Linked DNA regions of Homo sapiens: region 1 is linked to region 2. A link is a contact called in ENCODE Hi-C or POLR2A ChIA-PET data. All regions are on one chromosome and are shown on one strand. Each heading gives the region's core, a stretch centred on a gene start or an enhancer-like site at or near the end of the contact. The rest is flanking DNA. Distances are from core to core; before and after follow the strand shown.

Region 1 (5,573 bases), core at 475-2,974, 130 kb after region 2:
GCTGTGGAAGCCAAGGGTTCTTGTTATATAGATAAGCCTCCAGGTAGCAGGTGTCAGAGAGAATAGATGGTACATGTCTCTTATCAGACCTTAAAAGGTGCCAAACTCTTAGGAGTTAAATCTCTCCTAAATCAGGAAAATACCTGGAAAGGGAATGGGATTCTCTACAAAATGTAGACTTTCCCCATAAGAGATATCTTTACAGGGCCATTTCAAATATATCAAATAAATATATTTGGAGGTAAAATACTTCAATTTCTTTCAAGGCCTGCTATGTGTCATGTGATGTTATGCTAGTTGGCATTTGGTATCTCATTGCCACAAAAAGTCTGTTTTTATCAGTCTTAGGATCTCTATTTTAAATGTTAATGCTGGTCAGTTGTGCCTGAATTCCAAAGGGAGGTGAGTACAACAAGGTATGTCCAACCCCCTCTTCCCATCATGGTCTGAACTAGTTTTTCAGGTTTACTTTGGAATCACTTTACTTGTAATATAAGACATCTAAATTAAAATCACACTGCAATAATTTCAATGCTGTTCCCTCTGCTTCCCATCCTTCATTCTCTTAATATCACTATTTGGGCTAAATTTTATTCTGTGTTTACAGTGTTATGCTTATACAAATATAATTCACAGCTGAGTATTGTAACATACTACAATGATGTCTCTTTTCTTACTTTTTGTTTTTCCTAAAGTTAATAATTGCCTTGCTTTTGATTTGCTTAGACTTCTTTTTACTCTTGCTAACTCTCCCCACAACTTCCTCTCAGTGTGATTTTCTACAAGGCCAATCACATCATGTAAACTGTTGTTTCTACTTTTTTCTTAGAGACATGCTTTCTGGGAACCTCCATTCTACTCTCCTCGGAGTTGGTGGCCTGTTAGGCCTGATGAGAAGCTGTAACCCTAAGATTTCTTTTTATTGTCATATTCAAATTTCCTTTGCCTTTCTTCTGGGTTGTATTCTCTATTCTGGTATCACATATCTTCTTCCCTTTTGGTTTATTCCCATGGTACAGCACAGAGGAGGGACTTGATCAAGAGGGTGAATGTAGAATCTGGCTTCTAGTGCTTGGGAAATTGGCCTGGGGTCTCTGGACAAATAAAAAACATTACTAAACCACAATAGTAAACAACATACCTACAGGGAGGAGAGAACAGAAAGGAGTAGAATATTTGGATTGGATTATGCAGAGAGGCAAAAACATTTGGAAAAATATATTGTCCTCATAGATTGCTTTCATCTAGGGCTTTGCCACTTCCCAAGTCACCTCTGTTTATCTCCTTTCAATGTGTTCAGTACAGGCACTTGACACCTGGCAGTCACAGCTGGACTGCTTGGGTTATGTGCTGGCCTGTCAGGGACCTGGGCTGCAGTGACCCTTGCAAGAATCTGTGACTGTATGATTAGGATGATTCCTGGGCAGGACAGCCTTGATTTGCTGTTAAATGCCTTGTCTTTTGAGTGCATCTCCAGGCAGGCAGAGAGTCTTATTCTCTTTAGAAGCTGTCAAAAAGCTCAGATGTTTTCTTCAGTTGATGCTGAAATTACACACCCCCTCCTCAAGCAAATGCTCCTAGGAAATTGTTTAGACACTTTGTTTGAGCTTCCAATATTGTCCTCAGATTTAAAAGAAGGTGAGTCACTGTCCTAGTAAAGTTGACTCATTCTTTGAGTTCACCTGGAACAAACCAGTCCCCCAAAAAGGAAGCGTCAATGAAGGTAAAATGAAGAAAGTGTTAGGAGAGGGCAGGCACTCCACCAGTGCGAAATGAAAGATGAAGATGATGTGAGAGCACAGAAATTCCCTAAAATATCAAGGAGTTACTTAATAGGCCAAGGTTAGGAGAGTCTTTGCAATAAATACTCACTTATGCTGAAATAGTGTGGGCTGGGCCTGCCCCCTGCAGTACCCATGGAATGTGGGGAGAGTTGATCCTGCTAAAAGAATTCACCTACAGGCATTGAGAGTGTGACCCATGACATTTGTTCTACAAGCACTGGCTGGCTGATTAGGGAATGGGAACAAAAGGGCATAGTTCCTCCCCTCAAAGAATTATCAGTTGAGGAGGAAAAACAGACAAGTTAACAACATAAAATTGAATGAAACCAGGGCTACATGAAAGAACAAAGTGAAACCCCTTTTTTATAGTTGTTTGAATTTTAAGTTCAAGGGTACATGTGCAGGTTTGTTACATAGGTTACATTTGTGTCATGGGGGTTTGTTGTACAGATTATTGCATCACCAGGTATTAAGCCTAGTACCCATTATTTTTCCTGATCCTCTCCCTCCTCCTACCCTCCACCTTCTGATAGGCCCTAGTGTATGTTGTTCCCCTCTATGTGTCCATGTGTTCTCGTCATTTAGCTCCCACTTACAAGTGAGAACACGCAGTATTTGGTTTTCTTCCTGTGTTAATTTGCTAAGGATAATGGCCTCCACCTCCATCCATGTACCTGCAAAGAACATGATCTTATTCTTTTTTATGGCTGCATAGTATTCCATGGCTGATATGTACCACATTTTCTTTATCCAGTCTACCGTTGGGCATTTGGGTTGATTCAATGTCTTTACTATTTTGAATAGTGCTGTAATGAACATGCCCATGCACGTGTCTTTATAATAGAAAAATTTATATTCTTTGGGGTATATACCCAGTAATGGGATTGCTGGGTGGAATGGTATTTCTGTCTTTAGATCTTTGAGGAATCACCACACTGTCTTACACAATGGTTGAACTAATTTACACTCCCAGCAACAGTGTATAAGTGTTTCCTTTTCTTCACAACCTCCCCAGCATCTGTTTTTTGACTTTTTTAATAATAGCCATTCTGACTGGTGTGAGATGGAATCTCATTGTGATTTTGATTTGCATGTGATATCCCTTTTGACTGGGAGATTGGGGAAGGCTTCCCCACAGAGGTGGCATCTGTGTTGAACTCCAAGAAAAGACTAAGAATTAATGGGAAATGGGGGACGAGGCATTCACAGCTGAAGAGAACATTAGCCCAAGAACTGAAGAGTAAAAAGGCCTATCCCATTGGGTGAATGGCTAATGGCCTGATGTATTTGGAGTTAGGAAAGTGGGAAATATAGCTGAGAAGAAAATTTGGGACAAGATAAAGAGGCTAAATCCTTAGAGAACCCTGAATTTAATTTTCAGGACCTTAGATTTTACAACAGAGGAAACATGTGTAACAGCCGAAAGGGTTCACCTTGTCCGCTGCCTAGACAAAGCCAACTTATCAAGACAGGGGAATTGCAATGGAGAAAGAGTAATTCATGCAGAGCCAGCTGTGAGGGAGACTGGAGTTATATTACTACTCAAATCAGTCTCCCTGAGCACTCGAGAATCAGAGTTTTTAAAGATAAATTGATGGGTAGGGGCTTGGGAAGTGGGGAGTGCTGATTGGTCAGGTTTGAGATGGAATCATAGTGGTCAAAGTGAGGTTTTCTTGCTGCCTTCTGTTCCTGGGTGGGATCGCAGAACCGGTTGAGCCAGATTACTGGTATTGGTGGTGTCAGCTGATCCATCAAGTACAGGGTCTACAAAATATCTCAAGCACTGATCTTATGTTTTACAATAGCGATGTTATCCCCAGGAGCAATTTGGGGAGGTTCAAACTCTTGCAGCCAGAGGCTTCATGACTCCTAAGCTGCAATTTCTAATCTTGTAGCTATTTTGTTAGTCCTACAAAGGCAGATTGGTCCCCAGGCAAGAAGGGGGTCTTTTTGGGAAAGGGTTATTATCAACTTTGTTTCAGTCACACCATAAACTAAATTCCTTCCCAAAGTTAGTTTGGTCTATGCTCAGGAATGAACAAGGACAGCTTAAAGGTAAGAAGGAAGATGGAGTTGGTTAGGTCTGATCTCTTTCACTGTCAAAGGTGGTTTCACATGGAGTTTCTGATTATTCATTGAGGAAGTTATGTCATGATTGGATTTGCGTTTTGCAAAGATCATTCTATTAGAAGTTTTGAGAAGGAAGATTAGGAGGCAAGAAGGCCACTGAGGAAGACAGCCATGGAACAGGTGCATTCCTAAGAAGCTCGCAAGAGATTTTGAGGCTGCTGGGTCCTTGGGCCATGCTGTGAGTAAGGAGCTGTAGATTGTAACCAAGATAACCAAGGATCACTGGAAAGGTGACTCAGAGGAAAGGTGGAGGGGCAGGTAACTATGTACATTTTATGCTAAAGTAGACAGCCCTTCCCAAAGAAACATGAGAAAGGGCAAAGGCCTTGGCCAGTGGTTCTCAAACTTGGCTGCACAAATTTGGAATCATCAGAGGAGCTCTAGAAACAACTGGTGACTGGGCCACATCCCAAGAGATTCTGATGCAACTGGTCTGGGACATCACCTGGGAATCAGGATGTTTACAAGCACCCTAGGTGATTCTAATGCACAGCCAGGGGCTAAGAACCAAGTGTTACATATTACCAGGTGTGAATTACTGATGCAGGGACAAAGGACTCAAATGATAGTTACCTGGCTGGGTTTCCACAAGCTAGTAGAGTAAGAGTCTACTTTCTTCAGTGTTTTGGAAGATAATATATAATTTTTAAAATTCTACTAGTTGTTAATTTACTATTTTGAAATCATTGTTTAAATTATGTTTTCCCAACAACTTTCAGAGTCAAGCACATAAATTAGTACTTTTTTATTCCCACATCTTTAGATAAAACCTTCATTTTCTTTTTCCTCTATTTTCTTTGTTAATATAATCTGGGGTTCTATATATAAATTATAGTTACTATACTATTTTTAACATTAGAGTACTTACATTTCAAGAGTATTTTTGGCTTTTTCATTTAATTTTAAAAACAGATGTACAGTCTCCACATTTTTACTTTAATTGGTTTCGGTGTCACCAATAGTCATTTTTTTAACCATTGTTTTCTTAGTTTTATATTTTGTATTCAGGAAATGTCTTCAAGAATTTTTTTTTTTTTTTTTTTTTTGAGACAGAGTTTCACTCTTGTCACCCAGGCTAGAGTGCAATGATGTGATCTCGCCTCACTGCAACCTCCACCTCCCAGGTTCAAGCAGTTCTCCTACCTCAGCCTCCCAAGTAGGTGGGATTACAGGCATGAGCCACCACGCCCAACCAAGAAATTTGTTTTTTTTAAATGCCAGCATATTTTGTGAATCCTTATGTGATGGACAAATTTATGTGTCCATTTGGCTAGGCTATGGTGCCTCATTGTTTCATCGAACACCAGTCTAGATGTAAAGGCATTTTGTAGATGTGATTATTTACAATTAGTTGATTTTAAGTAAAGCAGATTGCCTTCCATAATGTGGGTGGGGCTCATCCAATCAGTTGAAGCCATTAAGAGCAAAAACTGAGGTTTCCCTGAGAAAAAGGAAGTCGGCCTCCATCAGCAACAGGAACCCGGTCTGAGTTTCTAGATTGCAGGCAGATTTCAGACTTGCCAGCCTCATGATCACATGAGACAATTCCTTAAAATAAACAATTTAGGAGGAATTTAGGAGGCTACATGTTCTTTCATGTAGCTCTAGTTTCATTCAATTTTATGTTGTTAACTTATCTGTTTTTCCTTCTAAATTACT
Region 2 (4,821 bases), core at 2,173-4,672:
ATAGCTTGAACCTGGGAGGCAGAGGTTGCAGTGCAGTGAGCAGACATGGCACCACTGCACTCCAGCCTGGGCGACAGAGCGAGACTCCTTCTCAAAAACAAAACCAGAAGAATGTCACAAACACAAGCAGAAAGCCAACTTGCAGAGGATTTCATGTGTTATGATGCATTCATTTATTAAAGTTTAAACATACTAGACAGTGTTTGAGGATGCATACATTTGTGGTGAATGTTGAAATGAATGCATGGGAACGGTGAATAGCAGATTCAAGATAATGTTCAGCTCTAGGGAACATGAGCAGGCAGACATGGTCCTGGAGGCATTCACAGGGGGTTTCAACTGCATTGCTTTAAGGTGTTACATTTTTAAGCTTGATGGTGGATACATGAGTGTAGATAAAATTATTATTTATGCTATTCTATAATTTTAACAATTATACCACAGATAATCACTACTACATTTGATGTATGTCTTTACAGTGTAAAATACACAGACATCACATATATATGTGTGCCATAACAAATCTGCCTTCTTAAAAGAAGTCTGTGTTTTAAATTTATCCTTTTATGCTCAAGAGTCTTGTTCTTGGCTGATTCCTGGACTAGAAGCCTATTAAATGCAACTGATAGCTGTCCGTGGCATAAATTAATAAGCAAACATTGGGTGTTTCATTTTTGTGTAATTGCTTACCAGGGCAGGGCTGGGCAAATGTGGAAGATCAGTTGGATATCTGAAAACACTATATGAAATGATATTCCACCTGGCACACTTTCGTCTAAAGAGTGTCTGGTTAGTTGAAGCAGAGTAACAGCATTTCATGTTCATTTCAGATTTTCTTCTGGGAAATTCAGCCCATTCAATTTAAGTAACTGGCTGCTGTATTCAACCTGCATCTACATCACATTGAATTTACTAAAATATATGTTTATAATGGACCTCATTTTATGCCAATGTACACAAAGTAGACTTCAATTTGTATCACAGCTGGGTTTAGGAGAAGCTGCATAAAAACTGAACTTTTATAAATTTAATGCCTTCTCCCCATTGATTTACATTACAATGTCAGATGCTTTGATTTCCTTTTTGAAGCTTTTTAGTAAAAGGTGAAAAGAGTGACACATTAGCAACAAAAATCTCTTTAAATGGCTAATGATCCATCAGAAGCTTTTCAATTGCTTTAGGTTCACTTTTAATGGAATCCTTTTCTAATATGTGTATTTATAGCTCCTATTCTCAAGACCCAGTCATCAAACCCTTCCACGTGTGAATAATTATCCATCTAATTACAATCACGTAATCCTGTTATCAGCCAGACTTGTTCTCATGTTATCGTTGATAAAGTGCCCATGAAGGTGATGTGAGGAGCCAAGCTCTTTGTGTCCTTCTGTGTGCCCAGGAGATGGGCAGAAAAATATGCAATTTCTCATGTTTTCAGTTTATGTTTTACCATGAGTTTGAAGGAATCTTCCTTGTGAAGCCTCAGTCTTTGCAATGATGGTTTACATTCTGAGCATCCTGTGGAAGGAACAGACTGTTCCAGCACCAGGAGGGGATCCGTCCAACCCGGGCAGAAGGATGGTGAATAAGGAATGTCAAGGAGCAGATTCCTACCCTTGAAGGAAGATTCACTTGAAAGTAATTTACTAAGGGGTAGGCCTCAGGAAAACCCAGGGAGTGAGGAATTGGGACTGGGAAGGGAAGGAGGCCAGGCGAGAGTGCAGAGTGGAGCTGCAGTGTGGCTCCTGCTTCCCCAACCACCTGTCATGATGAAGATCTGCCCTCGGGGGCTGTGATGGTTACTTTTATGTGCCAACTTGGCTGGGTCGCAGGTTGTCTGGATGTTTAGTCAAACATTCTGAGTGTTTCTGTGATAGGGTGTTTTTAGATGAGATTAACATTTAAATCAGTAAGGCTGATTGACCTCTGCAATGTGGGTGGGCCTTGTCCAATCCGCTCAAGGCCTGAATAGAACAATAATGTGGAACGTCCTCCAATTAAGAGGGAATTTCTCCTTCCCGACTACCTTCAAGTTGGGACATCAACTTGCTTCTTGCCTTTGGACTTGGACTGAAACATTGGCTCTTGAGCCTGGCAGCTTTAGGACTGGAACCAACCATGGGATCTCCTGGCTTGCCAATGCAGATCTTGGGACTTGTCAGCCTTCATGATCATGAGGCAATCCCTTATAATAAATCGATTTCTCTCTCTCATATATATATATGTACACACACATATATATGTATACACACACATGCATACATACATATACGTATATATACACACACGCATATGTATACATGTATATATGTAATCCCATAAGTTCTGTTTCTCTGGGGAACTCTAATATAGGTAAATACGTCCCCTGATCCCTGGCACTTCCAGGCTGCTGCATGTGGTCCAGGGAGGCTCCAGCAGCCTGGGACAGCCCTGCAACAGAGAAGCAAGAAGATGCTGGCTGTCTCCCCACAGAGAAGGCACGCAGAGGACAGGGGCACAGGAAGAAGGAGGGGCACCGAGGGAATGTGTGGAGGCACGGGTCTGCTACACACGTAGTAACTCACTAACCTTACACCAAATCAGGACGCAGATACTACAGTTATCCCCGTTTCATAGATGAGGAACCCGAGCATGAGGAGAGTCAGCAAGCCGTGGAGCTAACTCAGATCTTGACCGCTGCTTTGGAGGAAAGTTGTGAAATATCCTGCTGGGCTAGAGGTAAAGGGAGGAATAAGCAGTCATCAACACCCCTACGAGGCTGAGTTAATTCAAGGAGTCGAGCAAAAGAGGCAAGGGGAGGGGTAGCTGACAGCTGGGGGCAGAGGAGAAATGCTTGGACAGGGGATGCCGGGGAGAGCGGAGGACTCTGTCGCGCTGACCAGGGCATTCCCCAGCGTGGACTGCAGAAGGACTGCAGCAGAGACGATCTCTGCAGACAGGTCCTTTTCCTCACTGCCCTCAAACACCCAGCGTGGGCTGCTGCCCGCCGGGCCTAGGCTGGAACCAACCACAGGCTTCTCCGAGGACGCGAGGGTCTCAGCCGGCGGCGTTCCCGGCGTGGCCGCGAGAGGGCGCGCCAGCCTCGGGCACCGCCGGGGTCGCGTCCTCCGCGGGAAGCCTGGCAGCCGCGCGTCCACTCCAGGCTGCCTTGGGGAGGGGGTGCCCCGGGGCATTTCCTCAGAGCCCTCCAGCTCCGCCTCACTTTAGAGCACCGCCGCCCCTTTCTGCCCCCTTTCCCAGGTGGCAGCGTATGGGCGCGATTTAGACGGTATGGGACGTTGCCCTGCCCGCCACCCCCTGCCCTCATAGCCTAGTGCAAAGTCTGAAAAAGAAACTGGCCTTGGTGGGTCCTGAAAGATTGCAAATCTGGATAAGTAAACAAAATCTGAAGGCAGCCTCTTAAGTTTAAACCTGGGCCTTGCTTCTGTTTGCTTTGGCTTGAAAACGTTTGGGGGTGGGGCTAGGCGTCAAGATGGAGTGACTGTACCAGCATACCACATTAAAGGGACTGTGCGGTTCCTCCACACAACGGGAGGGTCCTTCCGCACGGAATACAACACCCCCACTATCGAAAGCAAGCCCCTCTTGAGGGCCACCTCCTCCAGGAAGCCCCCGCCCGCAGGAGGACCCTCTGAATGTTGGCATTACTGGCCTGCCCACTGGTCCCTCTGCCCATCCCAGGAGCAACGCCCTGGGAATGCCCCTGGCAGGGGCCAGTTCCTGTCTGTACCCGAGACCCTGAGCTCTTGCAAATTAGAGATGGTTATTCTTTCCCTACTAGGAATTGTAGGCTGGAGTCTACATAGAGTAAGAGAAGAAGGCCAATCACCGACCTGGAATTCCTAGCACCCCTTTGACCCGGCCTTCAGGTCAGAGCTGGCTGCGGGTAGATGGGCCATGGGGGAGATGGGCTTGAAACAATAATGCATAGGCCGTGGGGAAAAGGGAGAGAGAAATTAATGTCCCTTCCAGGTACTCTCCTGGACTGTAGAATGAATGTCTACAGAAGAGTATATGGTCTTATGGGGAAACTGAAGTCCAGAAAGGAGAATATTCCCAGCCAGGATCACACAAGCAATCAAACACCATTCAGATACAGTTAAATCGACTGGACCAACAATCCAAAGGTTTCCGTCCTGGAAGCTGTGTTGCTTTGGGCAACTTGTTTACACCACGGAGGCCTTCATTTCTGAATGTGTGAAACGGTGAAGTTCTGCGGTGTGCAGTGTAAAATGGGGCGGGTGTGTGTGTGCAAAAGCAACAACCCAGGTGTGCAGACCTGCCTCTGCCAGAGTGACCCTTCCCCTAACAGCATCTAACCCAAGAATGGGAGAATTGCTTGCTATGGAGAAATCTAAATATCACACATCAAACCCATAGGAAACATTAGAAAATATATAGTCATCTGCCTTGAAGGGCAGATACGTGAACTTTTTAACCCAGAGCAGTTGCTACCCAGCTAGCTTTGAAATTTACTGCTTTTGGTCAAAATATGCTCTTCAGCTAGTGCTTTCTTCTAGCTGGTTGTCTTCCTGCCTGCCCTGTGTCATAAAAAATGGGGGGCCCTTACTGCTTTATCAAGGGGAAGTCAAGACTGGGACTTCTAGTCCACAAGAAGAGAGGCACCACTGCTGCCTTCGCACAGGTTAACTTGGAAGACAAAGGAGCTTTGGCTAAGCTGGTGGAAACTATCAGGACCAATTACAGCGACAGATACGATGAGATCTGCTGTCACTGGGGAGGTAATGTCCTGGGTCCCAAGTCTGTGGCTCGCATCACCAAGCTAAAAAAGGCGAAGGCTAAAGAACTTGCGACTAAACTGGG

The links. Hi-C counts contacts between places; a loop is a spot of excess contacts on that map. ChIA-PET counts read pairs that join two places held with the same protein, here RNA polymerase II (POLR2A). Pooled maps may share reads with other maps.
Region 1: a loop to region 2 is called in a map of PC-3, with 3 times the contacts of the local background. The contact joins two enhancer-like sites. A Hi-C loop is called at or near these places in 6 of 168 maps with a recorded cell type or tissue (A673, Caco-2, PC-3 and 3 more) and 5 of 50 pooled maps. POLR2A ChIA-PET finds 5 or more read pairs at or near these places in 2 of 52 experiments (GM10248 and Panc1).

The regions. Positions count from the first base shown.
Region 1 is chr20:4,454,127-4,459,699 of GRCh38, reverse strand. No RefSeq gene overlaps it. Among named protein-coding and RNA genes, the nearest start is that of ADRA1D, 210 kb to the right of the region's middle. Within about 2 kb of position 1,724, at least 4 of the 41 ENCODE cell types and tissues checked have a DNase peak (open chromatin) inside an H3K27ac peak, as active enhancers do; they include PC-3, where a contact is called at or near this core.
Region 2 is chr20:4,590,997-4,595,817 of GRCh38, reverse strand. It overlaps the pseudogene RPL7AP12. Among named protein-coding and RNA genes, the nearest start is that of PRNP, 93 kb to the left of the region's middle. RefSeq lists a silencer at 2,956-3,105. Within about 2 kb of position 3,422, at least 5 of the 41 ENCODE cell types and tissues checked have a DNase peak (open chromatin) inside an H3K27ac peak, as active enhancers do; they include PC-3, where a contact is called at or near this core.